Regions from separate parts of the Homo sapiens genome. Here region 2 is linked to region 1. The links are chromatin contacts, found by Hi-C or POLR2A ChIA-PET in ENCODE. All regions are on one chromosome and are shown on one strand. Each heading gives the region's core, a stretch centred on a gene start or an enhancer-like site at or near the end of the contact. The rest is flanking DNA. Distances are from core to core; before and after follow the strand shown.

Region 1 (5,940 bases), core at 1,998-4,497:
TCCTGGGGCTGGGTGAGGTGGCTAGTGCCTGTAATCTCAGCACTTTGGGAGGCCAAGGCAGGCGGATCACCTGAGGTCGGGAGTTCCAGACCAGCCTGACCAACATGGAAAAACCCTGTCTCTACTAAAAATACAAAATCAGCCAGGGGTGGTGGCACATGCCTGTAATCCCACCTACTTGGGAGGCTGAGGCAGGAGAATCGCTTGAACCTGGGAGGCGTAGGTTGCGGTGAGCGGAGATCATGCCATTAGACTCCAGCCTGGGCAACAAGAGCGAAACTGTCTCAAAAACAATTATATCTAATAAAAAAGATCTATTTAACAATGATCAGAATAGGAACATCTTTAATGCCATGCAAATTTAACAGCTTTCTCAGTGGATTTCTCAGTAGACTGTGACCAATGATCTCAAAATAAACTCATATTTACTCTTAAGAAATACTCTATATTTGAATCTTCTTAACAGCAAAAGCCCCAGGAACTTTTTCCTGAACTCCCTAACAGCAGCAGGAAAACAAGAGATTCTCGGCTCTCTTTATTTTTAAAAATCACAATAACTACCCTTGCATTTACTATTTACGTTTACCATATATCACCATTTACTATCACCATCATTTCATAAAAGATGCTTTATTTTAACACCAAGAAAGCAGAACTTTTTTAAAGAAAAGATAGTCCTTCAATTGAATAAATTGAATTGTATAAAAGACTCCCAATATTGTCCTTTTTTTCTTATTTCTGTTCCCTTACTGAGCTGAGCAGTTTGCATAATACCACACACAGGTTAGTCATGTGATTTAAATATGTATATGATAGTAATTTTGATACTATCACTTAAGTCATTCGAAATATCAGATGCACTGTGTGTCAAGTCAGTTATAGAGAACCACTGCTTCAGAGAAATCACATCTGAGGAAGAAACACCGCAGATACACCTCCTAAAAGTTCACCTTTGAAACAGAAATTTTGATACAAACTTCACTTTAACTACAACTGTAATTGTAATTATTACAGTTATTCTCCACTCACTAGATACTGTACTTGACACTCACGTTATTTAGTTGGCTACCAACGTGCACCTGTGATAAAGCTTTCCTATGGCACAACATTCACTTTCTTACTGAAAATGTCAAGAAAACCCCTACACACCTGCAACCATTAGGAAGCATTCTCCAGCTATCAAAAAAGTCACTGAATCGGCTAAGCGACTCTGTGTGGTATACACTAAATCAAAGGGGAAAAGGTGTTTTTTTGGAGGAAAAAAATACTGGATTAGCCATTTATTGAAACAATTTTACCCACAACAATACTTCTCCTTTCACTATATACCCTTCTATGTTGGTTTGGTTATTTTACAACATACATGTATATTGTAATAGCTGTTTTTTTTTTTTTTTGAGACAGAGTCTCACTCTGTCGCCCAGGCTGGAGTGCAGTGGCGAGACCTCGGTTCACTGCACCCTCTGCCTCCTAAGCAATTCTCCTGTCTCGGCCTCCCGAGCCGCTGGGATCACAAGCGTGTGCCACCACGCCCGACTAATTTTTATATTTTTTGTAGAGACGGGGTTTCACCATGTTGGCCAGGCTGGTATCGAACTCCTAACCTCAGGTGATCCACCCGCCTCGGCCTCCCAAACTACTGTGATTACAGGCGTGAGCCAGGGAGCTCGGCCTTGTTATATCTGGTTTTTGTTTTTTTGAGACGGAGCCTCGCTCTGTAGCCCAGGCTGGGGTACAGTGGCGCGAACTCGGCTCACTGCAACCTCCGCCTCCCGGGTTCAAGCGATTCTCCTGCCTCACCCTCCTGAGTAGCTGGGATTACAGGCGCGCGCTTTTTGTATTTTTAGTAGAGACAGGATTTCACCATGTTGGTCAGGCTGGTCTTGAACTCCTGACTTCAGGTGATCCGCCCGCCCCGGCCTCCCAAAGTGCTGGGATTACAGGCATGAGGCACCGCGCCTGGCCTGGTTTTTAATTACGAAGAAAAAATTACTATAGTCCCTTTGGTATCACCTACATTGGCAAAATTGCAGTCCCCCTCCACTCCCTGAAGCCACCAGAAATGACTGCTGTTGTCTACAAAGCCTACAGCTCTGATTTCATCTCAAGATGTGTCCTACTGGGTGACAGCAAATGCCATTTTTTAAAGGCTTGTATCTGTTATAAGCTTGGGAAATATTATCATGGCTTAAGAGGCTCTTTTGACAAAAGAAAACACTGTTCCCTGAAATCACCTGGGCTGTTCACGGGAATCTTTTCCTCGCCCTTCTGGTACTTGGACAAATGATCAAGGATATCAACAAATCAAGGTTCCCCGCATTTGAATGATCACAGAATTTTTGCGTGTTCTGTAAATGGGCTAAAACTACTGGAAACTGATTTCTTTTCGTCATCTCCAGGGCAGCTTGCCCAACGTGCCGCGACTATGATGTCTTAGACTTAACTACTTAAGGTAATACAATTACCAAATTCCTGGAAACGCAAAATTTCCTCAGACAGGTACCGGATTATTCACATCCAACCTGATGCAATTAACCACGTCTCAAGAAAAAAGGACGTTCCGTCCGCCTCGGGCGCCGGCCACAGCAGAAGCAGCACCGGCAGCAGGCCCGGGGTCCGCCGCCTGTGGCCCCTGCTCCTCCGCTCTGCGCCCTCGGGGCCACTGAACAACGCTGTCCCCGCCCCAGGCAAGGGACCCGGGCGATGGGGCGGCAGCCCCAGCCTCTCCCGGAGCGGCGGAAAGGCAAGCACGAGGGTCGCACCCGGCCTGTCTGCACACAGTCAAGCCGCAAGCGGGGTCCCAGAACCAGCTGAACCCCAACACCAACGGACGAAGGCCAGTGGGTCTCGGCGGCGAAGCCTGCGGGTTGTTCCAGAAGCCCCGAAGCCCAGAACGAGGACGGCGCGGGAAGGGAAAGGCGCAGGCGCGGGACACACTGGAGGGGCCCAGGAGCAGAGACGGCGCAGGCGCTGGGCCTGCCGGGGTCTGCGGGGACGCCCGGGCGCGGCAGCGCGGGCGGCGCTGAGGCGATAAACCAACCCGCCAGCGAACACTGCGGGAACCCGGCTGCTGCTCTTACCGCGCTGCACCGCATCGCTCCCTCGCAATCTCCTGGTTTGGGCTGGGCGGTGAGCTCACCCGGTGGCTCAGCCGAGACCCGTTGAGTCCGGCCTCAGGAAAGCAGCCTACCCCGCAGCGCCGCTTGCCGGGCCGCCCGGCCTCCCTCGCGGGCCCCGCCCTTGGCCAGCCCCTTCGCGCCCAGCAGGGCTGCGGCCGTCTGCGCAGGCGTCGTGGAGGCCCCGCCTACATTCCTTCACTGCGCAGGCGCCGCCGTCCCCCACCACCACCCCCTCCCCTTCCCCCATCTCCGGCTCGCGTCCGTCTCGGCACTGGGTCGCGCAGCCGCTCTGCCACTTGGCCGGTCAAGAAAGTAGCCGGCCAGCCGGTGCGCATGCCTCAGGTCTTGGGCTGGAGCCGGGCAAGGCGGGTCCCTTCAGAGGCCCCACTGGGCCCAGCGGAATGATGCTCAGAGTCCGCTAGTCCCAAAAGTTCTCCTCAGCGTGTTTACCGTGTGCCAAGGACTGTGCTATGCATGAGCCAGACAGCAGTGAGGAAAACACAAAGCCCTGTCCTCCTGGCACTCCCGGTACATAAGGGAACAGACAAAAAGAATAAGCGAGCAACATATATGTATATATATATGTATATACATATATATATACGTATATATATATACGTATATATATATGTATATATATACATATATATATACGTATATATATATGTATATATATGTGTATATATATACATATATATATGTATATATATATATATATATATATAAAATATTAAAGAAATTCTGGGGGAGTTCGAGTTCCATCGGCCCCCATCCGGGCCACCCTGCCACCTTAGCGGCTGCTCCTCCCCAGAATGCTGATGCCTAAGAAAAACCGGATTGCCATTTATGAACTCCTTTTTAAAGAGGAAGTCACGGTGGTCAAGAAGGATGTCCACATGCCTAAGCACCTGGAGTTGGCAGACAAGAATGTGCCCGGCCGGGCGCGGTGGCTTAGGCCTGTAATCCCAGCACTTTGGGAGGCCGAGGCGGGCGGATCACGAGGTCAGGAGTTCAAGACCAGCCTGGCCAAGATGGTGAAACCCGTGTCTACTAAAAATACAAAAATATTAGCCAGGCGCGGTGGCAGACACCTGTAATCCCAGCTAGTCGGGAGGCCAAGGCAGGAGAATTGCTTGAACCCAGGGGGCGGAGGTTGCAGTGAGCCGAGATCGCGCCCCTGCACTCCAGCCTGGGCGACAGAGTGAGACTCCTCTCAAAAAAAAAAGAATGTGTGTGCCCAACCTTCCTGTCATGTAGTCCCGAGGCTACTACGTGAAGGAACAGTTTGCCTGGAGACATGTCTACTGGTACCTTACCAATGAGGATATCCAGTATCTCCGTGATTACCTTCATCTGCCCCTGGAGATTGTGCCTGCCACCCTACGCCGCAGCCGTCCAGGGACTGGCAGGCCTCGGTCTAAAGGTCTGGAGGGTGAGCGACCTGCAAGACTCACAAGAGGAGAAGCCGACAGAGATACCTACAGAAGGAGTGCTGTGCCCCCTGGTGCCGACAAGAAAGCCGAGGCTGGGGCTGGGTCAGCAACCGAATTCCAGTTTAGAGGCAAATTTGGTCGTGGACACCGTCAGCCACCTCAGTAGAATTGGAGAGGATTATTTTGCATTGAATAAACTTACAGCCAAAAAGACTTAAAAAAAAAAAAAGAAAAAAATTGTATTATGTCGCAAATGAACCTGTTGCAATGATCATACAGGTTTTTTCCTTTGATAGTTTGTACTACTTTAATAGTTTTTTCTTTTATTACATAATCTTAGTTTCCTAGGAAAACCCCAACTTGGTCGTGATACATGTTTAATCCATTGCTGGATTATTTGCTAATATTTTATTTAGCGTTTTTGCATATATGTCCATAAGAAGTTAGTCCATACTTTTGCCTCCTTGTACTATTTATGTCTGGTTTGGTTTTAAGCCTATACTAAATTCACAGTGAGTTGGGGAGAATTCCATTTGCTTCTTTTTCTGAAAGATTATCTAGGCTGGGCACTGTGGCCTACGCTTGTAAAACTAGCATTTTGGGAGGCCGAGGTGGGCGGATTACCGGAGGTCGGGAGTTCAAGAACAGCCTGGCCAACATGGTGAAACCCCATCTCTACTAAAAATACAAAAAATTAGCCGGGCACACCTGTAATCCCAGCTACTCTGGAGGCTGAGGCAGGATAATTGCTTGAACCTGGGAGGCAGAGGTTGCAGTGAGCAGAGATCACGCCACTGCACTCCAGTCTGGGCTACAAAGCGAGACTTTCTGTCAAAAATAAATAATTAATTTTTAAAAATTATGTAGAAGATAAAAACTTTATGTTCTTTTTAATGTTTGCTGTCCATAAAATCATCTGGGCCAGGTACTTTTCTTTGGTTTTGTTTTTTTGTGAGATTTTTGAGGGGATGGGATACAGATTTTTTTTTTTTTTTTTTTTTTTTTGAGACGGAGTCTCGCTCTGTCGCCCAGGCTGGAGTGCAGTGGCACCATCTCGGCTCACTGCCAGCTCCGCCTCCCGGGTTCACGCCATTCTCCTGCCTCAGGCTCCCGAGTAGCTGGGACTACAGGCACCCACCACCAGGCCCGGCTAATTTTTTGTATTTTTAGTAGAGATGGGGTTTCACCATGTTAGCCAGGATGGTCTCGATCTTCTGACCTTGTGATCCGCCCACCTCGTCCTCCCAAAGTGCTGGGATTACAGGCTTGAGCCACTGCGCCCGGCCGGGATACAGATTTTAAAATAAACATTCAATTCCTTTGATGGTTCTAGATCTAGACAAACTTTTCTGTTTCTCCCTACTTCGTTTTTATGAAGTTATATTTTT
Region 2 (6,213 bases), core at 723-3,222, 200 kb before region 1:
GGCTTGGTGGCACATGCCTGTAGTCCCAGCTACTCGGGAGGCCGAGGTGAGGGGATTGCTTGAGCCCAGGAGTTTAAGGCTGCAGTGAGCTGTGATTGTGCCATTGCACTCCAGCCTGGGCAATAGAGCAAGACCCTGTTTCAAAAATATAAAAGAAAATAAAATATTTAAAAATTAAAATAAATTTTAAAAAGAAAGTATAACAGGTTTTGAAAACTTAGTAATTTGCCTAAGATCGCACAGCTCATACTCCATAGTAGCAACCATCAGTTTTATTATAAAGTAATAAAAATTCTTACAAAGAATGAAGTTTTAGCCATCTTTCTGGGTGTTATAAGGGATTTTGGGTATCATCTAACCCCTTCATTTTACAGGATAACAGATTCATTGAGGTGAGATGGCTACCCCAAGTTAGGAATCCCATCAGTAGCAGGCCTCCTAATCCAAGGGACGGGATTTAGAGTAGGTCACAGAAGAGGTCTTTTGCTCTTTGACAAAACAAGTAGGGTTTGAATCTCTCCTGCCCCAAAATGAAATTTAGGAGTCTCTTACTTGAGACATCTCTTTTTTTTTTTTGAGACGGAGTCTCGCTCTGTAGCCCAGGCTGGAGTGCAGTGGCGCTATCTCGGCTCACTGCAAGCTCTGCCTCCTGGGTTCACACCATTCTCCTGCCTCAGCCTCCCAAGTAGCTGGGACTATAGGTGCCTGCCACCACGCCTGGCTAATTTTTTGTATTTTTAGTAGAGACAGGGTTTCACCGTGTTAGCCAGGATGGTCTTGATCTCCTGACCTCATGATCCACCTGCCTCGGCCTCCCAAAGTGCTGGGATTACAGGTGTGAGCCACCACACCCGGCCAGATATCTCTCGTATGTCCCATGCACCTGTACTGTCTAGTAGGAGGGAATGGGCCCACTGTGCCCTGATATTATTGTTTCTGTTTATCTGAAACTATGCAGCAAGCCTTCAGAGCCTATCTCAATTTCTACTTGTGAGAAAATTTCTCTGATTGTCCTACCACATCCAATTCTCACCTAATTCTTAGACACATTAGTATTTGAAACATATAATTAGCCATCAGAGAATGATGTGAGGCATTTTATAGCTGTGTCCATTTATGAGTCCATTCTGCCCACTAGTGTAAAGCACCAGAGAGGCCAGAGGTAGGTGACTGATTCCTGCTAGAAGGTCCCCAATAGATGGTTGTTGGTTGCTTGGATTAATTGAGCTGTGCCGTTCTGAAAACAAACGAACAAACAAACAAAAAAACCCTATGATTTTAGATATGAGTTATTCCAAAGGCTTCTCTGCACCTCCCCGCAGAGCTACATACTAGGTCACAGAACATTGGAATTGGTGGACATTGTGGCTATCCCTCAGTTGCTGAGAACCAAGTGTGACCCTTCCCTGTTTTTCTTACCCTGGCATTAATTACACCTTCATTTATGTGATTGTTTGATTACAGTTCATCTTCTCCTCCTCCCTTCCACCCCCAATAGACTAGAAATTCCATGAGAACATAGACTGTCTGGCTTGACTCATCATCGTATCTCCAGCACCAAGCCTGGCACATAGTAGGTGCTCAAGAAATATTCGTTGAAGGACTGGATGAATGAATATAGTACCTTATTTTATAGATGAGGAAGCAGAGGCCCAAAGAGGTCAGGTCAGTGGCAGAGCTGGGACAAGAAGGCAAGTCTCCTGGTTCCTCAGCCAGCATTCTTTCTGTTTTCCTCTGTATCCTCTCAGCATTAGAATTGGAAAATCTTGGAACCTAGTCTTAAACACTTTTATTTTGCAAATGGGAAACTGAGGCCCAGAGAGGGGAAAAACTTACCCAAGGCCACAGAAAGAGGCACTGGCAAAGCAAAGTCTGGTACCTAGGTCTCCTGACTCCCAAGCTAGTGCTCTTTCTTTGTAAAAGCACAGAAAAAACAAAGCTGAATTGGGCTTCTTGCCAAGCCCCTGCAGGAGGTCACATAGCTGAGCAGCTCTCAGAGTTCCTTGTCTATTCTTAGCCTGAACTTTTAGTGACTCTGGTCTTCAGCAGCCTTTTTCCCCTTTTTTCCTTTGCATTTGGTCTGTTGTGTATATGTAGTGTGTGTTTTAAATAAATGGTGCTACGTGTAGGAAATGGGCTTCAGCACAGTCCTGCTGCAGAGGCCCTGGAAAGAATAAATGTGAGAGAAGGGGCCCTGAGAAGACAATCAACTTCCCTTCCTCTGAAGTGACCCCAGTGTCCCAGAGCCACCCCCTCTCTGCTGCTTGTCACAACACAACTGCCAACAGAAGGCTAAACTCCTTACACAATAAGAAGGAAATCAACAGAATTTACAAGGAGGATTGGCTGTTAGTATTTGCCACTGAAGCCTCATTTTGATGAAGATCAAAAATCAGCTCTTCCTAAGCTGTGGTCCCTCTTCTAACATACACTTCAATTTCCCACCAACAAGTCATTTTTCAGTCAGTCACCAAACATGAATGAAAAGACCCTTCAGACGCAGTTCTAGCCTCTCAAAGCCTACCGCTTTCTCTACTTGCACAAACACTTTCTCCAGAGACATACAAGAAATTTAAGCAGCTACTGACCTCAGGTTACTTGGAAAAGACAAGAGACACAGAGGATAGAAGATAACTAATGTTGCCCTTGTGCAAAATGACCAATGAGAAGAACAGCTCTACATCAAGTTCACATTAGGCAGAGGTTGCTCTGGGCTAAGCTAGGTCAAGGAAAATTCAGGGGAGCAACTTGAACTGGTCTTGTCTATCAGTTATCTATTGCTGTGTAACATATTGCTCCACTTTGTGTTTTAGTTGTCTATTTTTTTTTTTTTTTTATAGAGACAGGGTCTTACTGTGTTGCCCAGGCTGGTCTTGAATTCCTGGGCTCAAAGGATCCTCCTGCGTCAGCCTCCCAAAGTGGTAGGATTACAGGTGTGAGCTGCCACGCGTAGCCTAGTGTCTATTCTTCCATGACAAATTACCTTAAAACTTAGTGGCCTAAAACAATAAACATTTATTATCCAACAGTTTCTATGGGTCAAGAATCCAGGTGTAGCTCAGCCAGGTGCCTCTGGCTCAGTCTTTCATGAGGTTTTAGTTAAGCTCTCAGCCTAAAGGCTCATCAGAGGGTAGAGAAGAATCCAGTTTCAAGCTCACTGAAGTGGTCGTTGGTAGGCCTCAGTCCCTCCAGACATAAGCCTCTCTATAGGGCTGCTTCAAGACTTGGTGCCGGCTTCACCAGGGTGAGAGGTTTAAGAGAGGAAGCGTGACCAAGATGGAAGCCACATTCCTTTTGCAACCTAATCTCAGAAGCGATATCCCATCACTTTTGTTGTATTCTTGTTATCAGCAGTGAGTCACCAAGTTCAGCCCACATACAAGGATGTGAATACCACGAGGCAGAGATCATGGGAGCCATCTTAGAGGCTGCCTGCCATACCTTGCCAGATGGATAGGATTTAAGTAAGGCATAGTAAGCATTCTAGTTAGTGAATTGGAGTTTTGAAAGGTTTGACTGGGGATGACCCTTGGTTGGAAAAAGACATCTAAATAGGAGGGTAGGAGGCCCAGATTGAACTGGGTTTTCAATGCCAGGCCAAAGAGTTTTACAGTGATGTGCCACATAACACATCTAATGGTGGGCCCGTAAGATTATAATGGAGCTGAAAAATTCCCATTGCCTGGTGATGTCATGGCCATTATACCATCCTATTGCAGTGCATTACTTACGTGCTTTTGATGATGTTGGTGTAAACACACCTATTGCACTGCCAGTCATATAAAAATATAGCACATACGATTACATACAGTGCATAATACTTCATAATAAATGATGATGTTACTAGTTTATATATTTACTATACTATTAATCGTTATTTTAGAGTGTACTCTTTCTACTTATAGGAAAAAAAAGTTAACTGTAAAACAGCCTCAGGTACATCCTTCAGGAAATATTTGAGAAGAAAGTAGTATTATCATAGAGGATAGCTCCATGCATATTATTGCATGGAGCTTCCAGTGGGACAGGATGTGGAGATGGGAGACAGTGATATTGATGATCCTGACCCTGGGTAGGGAGGGTCTCTGGATAGCCCTGACCTAGGTTAATGTGTATGTGTCTGTCTTAGTTTCAAACAAAACTGTTTAAAAAGTAAAACAAAAATAAAATTTTAAAAATGGAAATAAACTTATAGAATAAGGATATAAATAAGCTATTTTTGTACAGCTGTACAATGTTTTGGTATTTTAAGCTAAGGGTTATTACAAAAGAGTCAAAAGGTTAAAAATTAGAAGGTTTATAATGTCAAAAAGTTACTATAAGCTAAGCTTAATTTATTGAAGAAAGAAAAATTTAAAAATACATTTAGTGTAGCCCAAGTATACAGTGTTTATAAAGTCTACAGTAGTGCACAGTAATGCCGTGGGCCTTCACATTCATTCACCACTCACTCACTGACACACCCAGAGCAACCTCCAGTCCTGCAAGTTCCATTCATGGTATGTGCCCTCTGCAGGTGTACTGTCTAAAAAATTTTTGGCCGGGCATGATGGCTCATGCCTGTAATCCCCGCACTTTGGGAGGCCAAGGCGGGTGGATCACGAGGTCAGGAGATCGAGACCATCCTGGCTAACATGGTGAAACCCCGTCTCTACTAAAAACATAAAAAATAAGCCGGGCATGGTGGCACGCACCTATAGTTCCAGCTACTCAGGAGACTGAGGCAGGAGAATCGCTTGAACCCAAGAGGCGGAGGTTGCAGTCAGCCAAGATCGCGCCACTCTACTCCAGCCTGGGTGACGGAGCAAGACTCCATCTCAAAAAAAAAAAAAAAGGAACTAAGTCTATTTTATTCCTATTGTATCTGTATAATTTACAATAGAGGTTGGCATATAGTAGGTGACCATGAAAATTTGTTGACTGAATAATGCAGTTACCAGATTTGTTTTTTGAAATTTCTGACAATCTAATCCCAAGGAAGCTTATGTATTTACTTTAGGAGCTTCTAATCAGGATATAAATGTTGTCCCCTATTTCTTTTCTTTTCTTTTTTTTTTTGAGACAGAGTCTTGCCCTGTTGCCCAGGCTGGAGTGCAATGGCGTGATCTCGGCTCACTGTAACCTCTGCCTCCCAGGTTCAAGCGATTCTCCTGCCTTAGCCCCCTCAGTAGCTGGGACTACAGGCATGTGCCACCACGCCCAGCTATTTTTTTGTATTTTTAGTAGAGGCGGGGTTTTGCCATGTTGTCCAGGCTGGTCTTGAACTCCTGACCTCAGGTGATCCACCTGCCTCGGCCTCCCAAAGTGCTGGGATTACAGGTGTGAGCCACTGCACCCGGCCTACTTGTCCCCTATTTTTAAGGCAACATTATTCAAATTACCCAGGACATAAGAAAGGGGGAAGTTGAGCTTTAATCATGGGCCTAAATCCTTCCCTGTGACTAAAAGCTCTTTAAACAGTTCATCATTCTGTCGAGCCTCAGAATCTTGGAAGACAAACTTGGTGTCTAAGAACAGACAAAACTGGTTCCACCCACTTAGCAGTTCAGGAGTACAACCTGCCAGTAGACTGGTCAAGGTCCCAACACCTGGTCCTGCCCATTAGTCACGCTGCCTCCTGCCTTACTGGCTGACCAGAAGCTATTTTTGTGCAATGCCGTTACGTATGAAGAGAGAACTTGTTCTGGGGGAAGGAGTAAGGGAAGCAAAACCGTAAGGTGGGTGTATTAGTTCTGCTATGGCTGCCATAACAAAATACCACAGACTGGGTGGCTTAAACAGGAAATTTATTTTTCATAGTTATGAAGGCTGGAAGTCCAAGATCAAGATGTTGGCAGGGTTGGTTTCTTGTGAGGTGTCTCTCCTGGGCATGCCAATGGCTGTCTTAACGCTGTGTTCTCCCATGGCCTTTTCTCTCTGCACATACATCCCTGGTGTCTCTTCCTCTTCTTGGAAGGACACCAGTCCTATTGGATTAGAGCCCTGCTCTTATGACCTTATATAACCTTAATTACCTCTTTAAAGGCCTTATCTCCAAATACAGTCACCCTGGGGATTAGGACTTCAAAATATAAATTTAGGGGAGACAATTTGATAGGCAAGGTTTATTTCAAGTATGTCTCTTACCCTCTCATCCATACTCTTATAAAGGAATGATAATCTCCCATCTGTGGAGATGGCAGTTGATGATCCCTAAAAATTCTTCACATCCAT

What was found. Hi-C counts contacts between places; a loop is a spot of excess contacts on that map. ChIA-PET counts read pairs that join two places held with the same protein, here RNA polymerase II (POLR2A). Pooled maps may share reads with other maps.
Region 2: a pooled map shows a loop between it and region 1 (3-fold over the local background). The contact joins the enhancer-like site here to the promoter of SPECC1L-ADORA2A in region 1. A Hi-C loop is called at or near these places in 3 of 50 pooled maps. POLR2A ChIA-PET finds 5 or more read pairs at or near these places in 4 of 52 experiments (AG04450, Panc1, activated CD4-positive, alpha-beta T cell and 1 more).

What each region holds. Positions count from the first base shown.
Region 1 is chr22:24,268,124-24,274,063 of GRCh38, reverse strand. It overlaps SPECC1L-ADORA2A (SPECC1L-ADORA2A readthrough (NMD candidate)), which reads right to left and starts at 3,247. Exons shown (of 20, transcript NR_103546.1): 1 at 3,081-3,247. It overlaps SPECC1L (sperm antigen with calponin homology and coiled-coil domains 1 like), which reads right to left and starts at 3,233. Exons shown (of 17, transcript NM_015330.6): 1 at 3,081-3,233. It also overlaps the pseudogene RPS10P29. RefSeq lists an enhancer at 2,775-2,854 and a silencer at 2,915-3,444.
Region 2 is chr22:24,462,915-24,469,127 of GRCh38, reverse strand. The region is part of intron 3 of ADORA2A-AS1 (ADORA2A antisense RNA 1); the gene reads left to right. Among named protein-coding and RNA genes, the nearest start is that of ADORA2A-AS1, 29 kb to the left of the region's middle. Within about 2 kb of position 1,972, at least 9 of the 41 ENCODE cell types and tissues checked have a DNase peak (open chromatin) inside an H3K27ac peak, as active enhancers do.